3 separate regions of the Homo sapiens genome follow, and regions 1 and 3 are each linked to region 2. Evidence: chromatin contacts called from ENCODE Hi-C or POLR2A ChIA-PET data. All regions are on one chromosome and are shown on one strand. Each heading gives the region's core, a stretch centred on a gene start or an enhancer-like site at or near the end of the contact. The rest is flanking DNA. Distances are from core to core; before and after follow the strand shown.

Region 1 (3,570 bases), core at 905-3,404, 2.8 Mb before region 2:
AGACAAGGAGGCCACAGTGGCACAGCAGATTAGGTAAGGGAGAAAATAATAGGAGATTAAATCAGAGGAACAGATAATATAGAACTTTGGTTAAGGACTCCAGCTTTTACTTTGGGTAAAGTGAAAAACCACTGGAAGATTTGAACAGAAATGGAGGAGTAGCATAACTGTGGCTGCAATATGGAAATTGTACAAAAGGGGAGCAAGGACGGAAGCAGAGACATAAGAGGAAATAAGTTTATGTCTCTGGTAGATTGGACCAGGTGATGGTGAAAGGGTAAGATTTAAGATAAGTTTTGAAGAGTAGATGGGATTTGTTGTAAGATAAGTTTTGAAGAGTAGATGGGATTTGTTGATGGGACTAAACAGAGTTGGGTTAAGAGAGGAGTCAAGGAGAACTGAAAGGTTTTTTAGCCTGAACCAAAGGAACAATGAGATTGACATTTACTGGGTTGGGATGAGCATGGGAAAACAGATTTATGATGGAAAACAAGGAGTTCAGTTTGCCATATTAAAATGAAGATATCTATTACAAATCTAAAAATATTGATGTTGAATAAGCAGCTGTTTTCTGGACTTTAGAGAAGACTAGGTTGGAGATACAAGTCTGGCAGTCTTAAGCATATAGATGGTATTTAAATTATGTGAATAGACATAGTAAAACGTGTAGACAGACAAGAAGGTCCAGAACCAAATCCTCGATTCACTCCATCAGTTAGACATTTCCATCTCATACCCCGTATTCTTATAACTGGTTTAATTTTTAAAGCTATCACTTACTACATAAGCAGTTTCTAAAGTCATCAAGAGCACCAATAAGACACAGCAACAAAACTAAAAAAGAGTTTGTCATTCAAACCTCCTCAAAAGAGAAAGGAAAGAACTCCATCCACGATCACAGAAATACTAAGAACTCAAAACATTCCCAAATATAGAGGATATAAAGTCTAGTGGTTAAGTGCGGGTACATAGGTCCAAGCTGTCTGAATTTTAATTCTTGTACCAACACTTAACTATTTGTGTGACCTGGGGCAAAGCACTTACTGTGCAGCTTCCTAATAAGTTGGGGATAAGTCATTCGGTTGTTGCGAATGAATTAATACCTGAATTTTTGTGCTCAGAATGCTAGCTATCTTACTATCATTGACTATCATTGACACTAAATTGTTGAAACATAAGTTGAGAGTGGGAGATCCTGCAGCTAATCACACTAATTTTTCAATTTTCTTAACCAAGAACTTGTAGCTGTTTAGATTTCGAAATGAAACCAAAACATTTTCCTAAAGGCAATTCTCTTAACTAAAAGCATGCAGCTCCCAATCTGAATTTTAAAACAAGGCCAAAACACGTTCCCAAATTCCTAAGAATCTAAAATAATCTTTAGAGGCAGGGAGGGGAAAGGGGCGTTAACAGCAAGCCTCAATTCACACATTAGAGTAAGCATGTCTGATAACAAAGTCCATCTGTGACAGACTACCAGGCCCAAATCCCTCTAAAGCAGTTATTTGATTCTCTTCTACTCTCTCCTCTAGAGAATGAGTATAAATATGCTTTCGAAAATAGAAAGCCAAGCTTTTGAATGGGAGTACATACAGCAAAGAGCTGGGAATCTAACTTAATGGCAGCAACGGGAAAACTTCTCCAGAGAGTCACCACTTATTCCTTTTTTCCCCAGTGACCAAGAGCACCGTGGGGTCAAACTCCTCTTGGGTGGGTGATGGGGAAACGGCGACCTTCCCTCATCTGGCCCCTACGCTGTCCTCTGGTAGCAAAGCTCCGGTGCAGAGCAGCTAGCTACACTCCCTCTCTCTCGCTCCTCTCGCTGGTATCTGGTGCCCGGACGGGGAGCCCCAGGTTCCAGCCTTCGGCTGCCTGGCTGGAGGACACACAGCAGAAGAAACAATAGGGCCGTGGCGGCCGCCGTACCTCTCCCGGTCGCGGCCGTCGAAGTAGACGAAATCGCCGCTCTGAACGCATTTGGCGCAGGTCAGCCGCCGGCGGGTAGTGTTGCACAGCGGGCAGCGCTCCACAGCCACGTACAGCCCCTCCGCATCGTCCACGGAGTCCACCAGGTCCCGGGCGAGCGGCCGGGGCCCGCAGCCAGGAGCCTCCAGCGCCCGGGCTCCCTTCCCACTGGGAGACGCCATGATGGCCTGAGAGGAGAGCCAGTCACGTGGGATTTTGTTTTCAACCGGGTGCATTCTGGGCCAGGAGGAGGGGCCTGGGGAAGGGGGGCTGGGATGCCGGCGAGCCCCCGGACCCCTCCGCCGCCGCGTGTTCCTGTCCCGGGCACTGTTGTTTTTCCGGTCTGCTGAGGGGCAACAGGTCCCGAAGCAGGGGGAGAGTTATATTAGAGGGGCTAGTCGGCCAAACAAAATGTCATCTGCTGGCTCAGGCCAAGACTACGAGTTAAAGCCTCAAACTTGTGCAGAAAATTGTAATACCATACCCTAAGGATTCTGGGAAAACGGAATGGGAGCGGAATAAGGGAATTTAACTTGCTGTGGATGCTTTAAAATCTGGCTAAACTACAGCAAACAAAGTAGGGTGAAGGGGCTGGGTCTTGGAACTAGGTTGAATTTTGGCTCACTCACCTGCTTAATAGCTGTGTGACTTGGGGCAAGTTCCTTAATCTCTCTGCGCCTGTTCTCTCGTGTTAAATGGATAGAATTATAGTACCCATCTAATGCCGTGAGGATTAATATGGTTAATAGTATTATACTTTACCAATAGTGAAAACAACCAAAGTGAACGTGCAAAATCAGAATTGTATCCTTCTGAAAAGTTAATCACGTGGCTAACGTACCTTCCCTACCCTGGGCCATGCTCTAAGAGAATTTGAACTAGGTAGATGGTTAGGACTTCCCTTCAAGTTTCTTTTGGTGGATAGGGGATATATAAGGTGATGTGTTGGGAGGATCATATCAGAGTAATTAGTGTTTGAATATGCCTCTAAACTACAGAGAAAAGTGAGTTTATAGGTGAGATTAAATAGACCAGTGATTCTCAAGGATGATTTTACTAGGCTATCTACTGATAAACTGCCCTGAATTCTCTCTCTAGCCAGGATTCCTTTCTCAAGTTCCATACCCAAAGATCCAGAACTACTTACTAGGTATCAGGTGACATTCCAGGACACCACAAACTCAAAGTGTTGGAAACTGACTTCTGCCTCCCTACAAACCTGTTTTCTTACTTTGGTAAAGGACGTAATCACTGATGATTTACAGCCAAGAGCCATGATTCATATTAGCCCGTCCCTCCCTGTTAATCTCCACATCACCATCGAAAACTGGTGATTCTACAAGCTAATTAGGTCTTGAATCTGAGCCCTTTGCTCCTCCGTCTTCTTAATCTTACCCAGTCTTTTTAAATACAAATCACGTAGGATTACAAAAACAAGCAAAAGCAAAAATTCTCTATATTCAGAATACAGTTTACACTAAACTTGAATGGTTCCTGAAAGTTTAAGATTTATTTTTAAGTGAGAAGTCTTTCTCTCTGATCATTTCAAACAAAAGGATTATTTTTTAAGGTCTCGGGCTTATGTTTCATTTGTATTCAGACAGG
Region 2 (3,433 bases), core at 561-3,060:
TACTTTGTTACGGCAGTCCCTAGCTAACAAATACAGCTGGTGAGCTGTCATGGAAAACATAGAATAGGTAATAACAAACTTCATCATTTCAATAGTTTCAGAAACATAATTTCAAATTGATCCTTACAAATACCTTGTGAAGCAGCAGAACAGTTTACAGATAAGGAAGTGGACGATCAGAGGTATTAGGGACTTGACAGAAAGTGGCAGAAACAGAATCTGAACTCAAGTAAGGGGTCCTATTCAAATAATCTGACTCTATTAAGCAAAAAATTTAATCTCTTCCCACGTTTCTTAAAGTTTTCTTCCCCGTCACAACTCCAACTTCATTCTCCTGTCTCCAGGAATTTGCTTTCAAGGAGGATCATTGATCAGTAATTTGGACTTAAACATGAATTTTACTAATATCACATTCCAAATTTCTGCATTGTTACAGCCTTAGTTTTTGTTATGGAAATAGCTTATCCCCAACTACCCCGCTAACTCTAGTTACCAACCATTAGAGTAGGGCCTTTTTTTTTTTTTTTTTTTTTTTTGAGAGACAGGCTCTCACTCTTGTTGTTGCCCAGGCTGGAGTGCAGCGGCACAATCCCGACTCACTGCCGCTTTAGACTTCTTGGGCTCAAGGGATCCTCCCGCTTCGGCCTCCCAAAGTGCTGGGATTACAGGTGTGATCCTGCGCTCGGACAGTTGGGACATCTTAATACAGTATAACCTCATCTTAACTTGATTACATCTGCCAAGACTCTATTTCCAAATAGGGTCACATTCTGAGGTTCCCAGTGGACAAGAATTTTGGGGGGGGGGGCATCATTCAACCCAGTACACCAGCTAAATGTTGCTAGTCCTCACCGATTTACCCTTGAACCTCTTTTCTTATTGCACAGCCTCTCCTTTGACAGTCTTTTCCACTCCTATGCATAGATACAGTTAGAGCTAATATTTGCAGGAAAAAAATATTTTCACAGAAAGCTGTGAAGTGACAAAGATGTAAACAGTAATGTAAATGTTAAAAGTAGTGGCAAAAACAGCAATTACTTTTGCACCAACCTAATAGGGGCCTTTGCTTCAATGTTTCTTCTATTAAACCATCCCGACCGCTCCTCTATGGACAGATTCAAGATTCACAGACGCTACTCTAGCTGCTTAATTCTGGAGTAAAATAAAAACTTTCAGAAAGACTACTAACTAAAGTATTGTCTGTACGTATTATTCTCTAAAGCATCATTAGCATAGGCTTTGCAATTAGGAAGTCTGTGGGTTTGTTCCTGGCTCTGCCGTGGGACATTGGGAAAGTTAATCTCTCTGAGCGTCGGTCCCCACAGATAAGAAAACACATATTCTTGTTATTTCTTGAGAAGATTAAATATTAGGCAAAACGCCTAGCACAGAATAGGGTCTCAGCATCTTCTGCCCCCCAAGAGCATGAATCAAAGGTTCGGAATTGCGTCGTCTCTCGGCTGCCCCTTGGCAGCCAGGTCCTCAGTGACCTCTTCACAGTGAGCTGAGACCGAACCTCTTCACAGCCGCGCGTGGGTGCGGCTTTGGGGCGTGGTGGGAGGGAAGGATAGGGAGGCCGGCTCCGCCCCCTCAGGGCGACCGGCGCGCCTGATCGCCGCGGCCTCCGCGCCCCCGCACTCGGATTCGCGCCCGCCAGCGCCTCTTTTCCCCTAGTCCTGGCGACGGCAGCACCTGCAAGGGTGGGTCCAACGCGGAATGAGGCACAGCCTGGGACAGCCCGGGCCCGGCGCGCCGCGGCCGCGCGAGGCCCCCGCCGTCGCCGACGCCCGAGCGCCGGAGCCCCGGCCCCGCCCCGCGAGCGCCGAGACTTGTTGGCCGCGGAGACTGCGACCCTCTTCTCTCAGTCTGCCTTACTACCATGCCGCTCTACGAGGGCCTGGGGAGCGGCGGGGAGAAGACGGCGGTCGTGATCGACCTGGGAGAGGCCTTTACCAAGTGAGTGGCCGTGACGCCAGCTGTGTTCGACCCGAGGGGAGGGCGGGTGGCAGAGCCCCAGGCACTGCCTGGGTCCTCATCGCCGACTCGCTGGGCAGCTCCGGGCCTCCCCTTTTCTTCAACCAGCGCCCTTGCAAATAACAGCTCTTATTATTTCCTCCCTGGGCGATGCGAATCCGAGGATCGGGGTCTGACTCCCAGAGAGGCCCAGAAAGCTTCTGTTGAATTGCCCTCGTCGCCGCCCCTTGTCATCACCCCAAACCCAACAAACCCTTTGGGATCATCTGTGTAGGGGATGACAACCGTGACCTAGACCCCGCTTACCCTGGGCTCCTCAGTTGAGGAAGGCAGCCAACCGAATGTAAATGCTCGATGACGAATTTCATCATAAAATATTGAACGGAGTTTATTTTGGTGCTGAAAATGGAAAGATGTTTAAGACAGGGCTATCGCTGCTCAAGAATTAGGGAGACTGGGCACATTAAGAGGTGAAACCCTATAGATAAGATTCTGGAAATCCTTTGTTGGCTCCCCTAAACTCGAAGGTTAGATTTGACATGTTTTAAACAAACCAACTTGTAAACAATAGAGAGGAGGTTCTCAACCTTTCGGATGGCATAGATCTCTTTAATGGCTGGATGAAAACCACAAATGCACAAATCTTAAGGTACTTATACACAGTTTCAGGGAATTGGCAGACAATCAATGTGGTCCTGGGACCCTAGATTAAGAGTCCTTGTGATGGGCTCAACAGAGAGGGAAGTAACAGGCAATTACATCATATATGTATTTATGAAAATGAAACATTTGAAAAATCTTTTTATATCTCTAGGCACTTCCTGACGTGTAGTAGGTATTTAATAACTATTTATTGACTAAGTGGTTAAAAGAGCCTATTTAAAAATTGGACCCCAGGAACTCCAGAATTGGATTAAACATAGTCCTTGGTTAATGACATTCTCTTATTGTTCTATGCGAGGCCCTTCCTTATTTATATTTTCTTATTAAAATTATTTTGAAAGCGTAATAAACAGTTCGAGGCTTCTAGTCAAAGATAATTATTTTGGCTGTACTTGGAAGAAATAAGCAAAAAGCTATATTTGAAAAAGACAGCAGGAGGATGATAAGATAAATGTATGAAGTAAAAAAAAGGAATTGAAGTCTAATGGCTTGCATTCTGAGATGTTTGAGGAGCACTGATGCAAGTAAACATGGAGACGGGAATAGGAGGAGATGGAGAGAATTATTTGGGAATACGAGGAGAGCAGTATCAAAAACTAGACAGGACAAGAAGACAGGATGTTAAGACTAAACTAGTATGATGATCATTTTTAGCAACGTTTTTAGCAAATTTTTGTTTTACTAACATGAAACAAAAATGGAAATACCTAAATACTCAAGAAAAGAGCATCGTTTTTAAAATAATGAAATATGTGGTTTTAAAAATAATACTGTAATTCCAGCAGTTTGGAAAGCT
Region 3 (3,612 bases), core at 403-2,902, 2.1 Mb before region 2:
AATCGTGACGGCGCAACTGCAGAATGATTCTGACAGATCTTTGATAGTCATACAATCTATGTGGTAAGTAGATGCACAGAGTACATGAAGACAACATTAATCCAGCAGAAATTTGAAAGAAATTTACATCAACACTGGGGAGGAGACATGATTTATCCCTTTAGTGAAGGAGTGCTGGTTAAAACTGTAACAGATTTTTTATTACATATAAAAAATATAGAGAATACGTAATATATGCAGAATAACTAATATTCATTTGAAATACAGAATTTCTATAGTTAGCTGAAATAAGTTAACTGTTTAATAAAGTTTATTTTTGGCTTACCAGTGGTGTGGCTTTAGTTACTTTGGAATAATTTATTTCTAAAACCTCAATTAAAAAAATCAGTTCCTAACTGAAGTAAAATTATCAGAAACATCATGTCACTACCGTAATAACCTGTCAGAGAATGTTACACAAGGGGTGCAGCACAGCGGAATGGAAGGTTACAGATGCAATTATTATTTTTTCTAGCCCTTTGCTTCGGGTCATAGCCAACCAGTCACTATACACAGGGTAGCTTCTGCAGTATTTATTTCTTTAAATATTTAACAGTGTTGAGAGGCAATGACTCGCAATAATATGTAGAGTTTCTAGCACATTATGAGTGCTTAATAAATGTTAGAACAATAAAATCCTGTATGATGAAAAACAGCAGTCAGTAAAACTATACAGTCTACGATATTTTAAAGCCATAGCAATAACTAGTTTAAAAAGAATAGAAAGCAAACAGTGCATTGATTAAATCACGGTCATAAAGGAACATTTACGTTCACTAAAAAGTCCACCCAGGTAATTTCCCCTTGTATGTATTAGGGGATGGAAAGAAGGCACAGGAAAAGTGGATAAAGTATGGATTAAAAAACAACTCTTCCCCCATCCCCCCGCCACCCCCCAAAAGCCAGGTGGAGCTCTATTGACCACAAGCCGGGGTAGCTACATCCAGTGCAACGGTGGGGTGCTCCAAGCGCCTTCGAAACGTCCTCTACGCCAGCACCAACTGGCAAAACCTTCTAATTTTCTAGACGCCTTTCTGCTTGGTTTTGGAAGGGGAGGCACCCAAGTGGGTGTGTGCGACACCTCTAGTTGTAAGCCGGGACACAGTGACGTCGAGAGAGCGCTATTCTACTCGGAGAGGAAGTTAATCCCATCGAACTCCAGCCAGGAAAACGTGGGCTTGGGAACCGCGGCCGCTCGTTTCCAGGATCTCCCGCGGGCCTTCGCGGCTGAAGAACCAGGCGGCGAGGGCTGAGGACCCCGCGCTCTAAGTTTGGGGAAGGAAGTGAGGAAAAAAAACAGAGCTGCTCCTTTAAGAACTTCCTTTCCCTTTTACTCTATGTTTACATAACACAGGGGCCGAGCCTCCGCCGGGCCGAGGGGGGCGGGGAGTGGGCGCGGACGGCCCCACGCGCCGGGGGAGGGGGCGCCCCGCGGGCCGGGGGCGGGCGCCTGGCTCTGCGTGGGGCGGGGCGGCTCCCACCTGCCCGCGCGCTGGCCCCCGCCTCCCCCGCGCGGCCCCAGCCTCTCGTGCGCCCGCTCCCTCCTCCTTCCCTCCCTCCCGCGGGGCTTCGGCGGCGGCGCTCAGCGCAGGCAGGTCCCCCTGCTGCCGGGTCCCATTTGTTGCCGGCTCTGACTCGGGGCGGCCGCGGCGCGCGGAGCTCCGGGGAGTCAGGCGGAGCAGCCGCGCAGCCACGACGGAGCAGCAGCGGGACTGGCCGCCCCGCGCCCCCTTCGCCGCCGTGCCCTTCCCCGGCGCGCTCACCCCGTTCTCGGGATGGGATTGTAGCGGCGGCGCGGACTCGGCGGGGATCGCGGCGGAGGCGGCGGCGTCGGCGGCGGCGTCGGCGGCCGAGCGGGGCTCCATGTTTTCCCCTGGCCAGGAGGAACACTGCGCCCCCAATAAGGAGCCAGTGAAATACGGGGAGCTGGTGGTGCTCGGGTGAGTCCTGGGGTCCCTGGTCCCGGGCAGCGGCGCGGGCGGGGAGCGCCCGCATCCTGGAGCGGGGCTGGCGGGGTGGCTCGGTGCTCTTTGGGGACCGCCGGGGCGCTCGGGGCGGCAGGAGAGGCTCTCAGGGCCCGGACGGCGGCGCGGGGGCGGGATGCGCCCCATCGGCGCGCGCTCGGGGTGCTGCGGCGGACGCCGGGCTGCGCTGTCCGCGCGGAGGACGCGGCGGAGGAAGTGGCCAGAACTCGGGCGACCCAGCGGGGGCAGCGCCGGGCACCGGGTCCGCGGCCGTATCGTGGGGGCGGGGGCAGGGGCTCCACTTCCCGCGCGCCGCGTCCGGGCCGGGGAGGGCGGGCAGGGACTCCATGTGAGGCGCCGCGGTCGCGGGCGCTTCGCGGGGTCGCTTCCCGAAGCTGAGAGGCCGGCCGGCGCGGAGCCCCGTCTTCCCACCTCCCTCGCGGACCGTGGTACCCGCGCCCCCGAACTCCGAGCGCGGCGCCGTGAGCTTGGGCCGCCGCGGGCTGTGGGATCCCCGGCTGCGCTTTGCAAATTGTTCCGATGACCGCCGCGGGCCGCCGCAGCCCGAGAGCAGTGAACTGTGTGTGACCCGGGCCGGCCGGCCCTCCGCTTCTCCCCGCTTGGAGTGCTCTGGAGGGGAGGGACAGGATGCGGCTGCTCGGGGCCTGGCACCGGGGCGCGGGCCGTATCCCCCCGGTCCCGGCCTCGCTGATGCCCTCCCGGCTGCGGGGAGCTCGCCAGCCTCGCCCGCCTCGGCTCCCTCTCTGCTGGTGAAAGCCGCATCTTGAAGATAGTAATTATGTACAATCGTTAAACGGCAGCAATTAGAGACTTCATCTACTTCCTGAGTTTCCTTGTGACATTTCTATTGTTTACCCTTAATAAGCCAGGAGAGAGGCTTTGCGGGCTTAAAACTGGATATAGTGGGCAGTGAAAGGGGAGGGGGAAGGGGGAAGTGCAGGAAACTGGGGGGAAGGAACAACTTGGGTTTAGTGTTGAAGAAAGGATTATTTTTTCCTTTGGATGTGTCGCTCTGGGAACCCGCGCTTTTGTCCTTCTGCGTTGAAAGACCTGTATTCAGAACATCCTCGGCGCTGATAGGTAGGCTTAGCACACATATGAGGAGTCATGGCTGTGGGAAGACTCAGGGAACTTTGCAAAACGTGTTTTGATAAGTGAGTGCCTTGAAGTAAGTGCTGACTTAAAAATAATTTAAAGAGAGGAGTTTTTGAGGGAAGCTTCCAGACACCGCACAACTCAAAGCTTCCCAGTCTTCCTGACTTTGTTGCTAGTGCATTAAGTGGGGGTGGTATTGGAAATCTCATTACCTATTTTGAAGCTGTTTGCAGATAAGTGTTTTTCTCACCTACATCTTAATTGCACTTCAAAGACAAATATCAGGGTTCACAGGAAGGCGGGAGGAATGACAGGAGAAAAGCCGCAGTTTAGTCTGTCTTATGTAACTTCAGCCCAACCTAATCTTGTGGAGTTTGGTTTTGTTTGTGTGGCTGGCTTCAGTGTGTTTAACACTGTGAACTTGACGCGGAAGATTAACGTATGCCAGAACTTTATTTCATTATTTCCTTTTGAGGAAATCATTGTTGAGATG

Evidence for each region. A loop is a pair of places that touch in the nucleus more often than their neighbours do. ChIA-PET counts read pairs that join two places held with the same protein, here RNA polymerase II (POLR2A). Pooled maps may share reads with other maps.
Region 1: a loop to region 2 is called in a pooled map, with 5 times the contacts of the local background. The contact joins the promoter of ATG14 here to the promoter of ACTR10 in region 2. A Hi-C loop is called at or near these places in 2 of 50 pooled maps. POLR2A ChIA-PET finds 5 or more read pairs at or near these places in 2 of 52 experiments (OCI-LY7 and activated T-cell).
Region 3: a pooled map shows a loop between it and region 2 (9-fold over the local background). The contact joins the promoter of PELI2 here to the promoter of ACTR10 in region 2. A Hi-C loop is called at or near these places in 5 of 50 pooled maps.

The regions. Positions count from the first base shown.
Region 1 is chr14:55,409,676-55,413,245 of GRCh38, forward strand. ATG14 (autophagy related 14) reads right to left here and starts at 2,155. Exons shown (of 10, transcript NM_014924.5): 1 at 1,927-2,155. The coding sequence starts at 2,147. It also overlaps a transcript of FBXO34 not described here. RefSeq lists a silencer at 2,145-2,444.
Region 2 is chr14:58,198,339-58,201,771 of GRCh38, forward strand. It overlaps ACTR10 (actin related protein 10), which reads left to right and starts at 1,811. Exons shown (of 13, transcript NM_018477.3): 1 at 1,811-1,956. The coding sequence starts at 1,880. RefSeq lists enhancers at 1,254-1,383, 2,004-2,193 and a silencer at 1,454-1,843.
Region 3 is chr14:56,116,759-56,120,370 of GRCh38, forward strand. PELI2 (pellino E3 ubiquitin protein ligase family member 2) reads left to right here and starts at 1,653. Exons shown (of 6, transcript NM_021255.3): 1 at 1,653-1,979. The coding sequence starts at 1,903. RefSeq lists an enhancer at 1,041-1,280 and silencers at 1,411-1,470, 1,511-1,770, 2,061-2,130.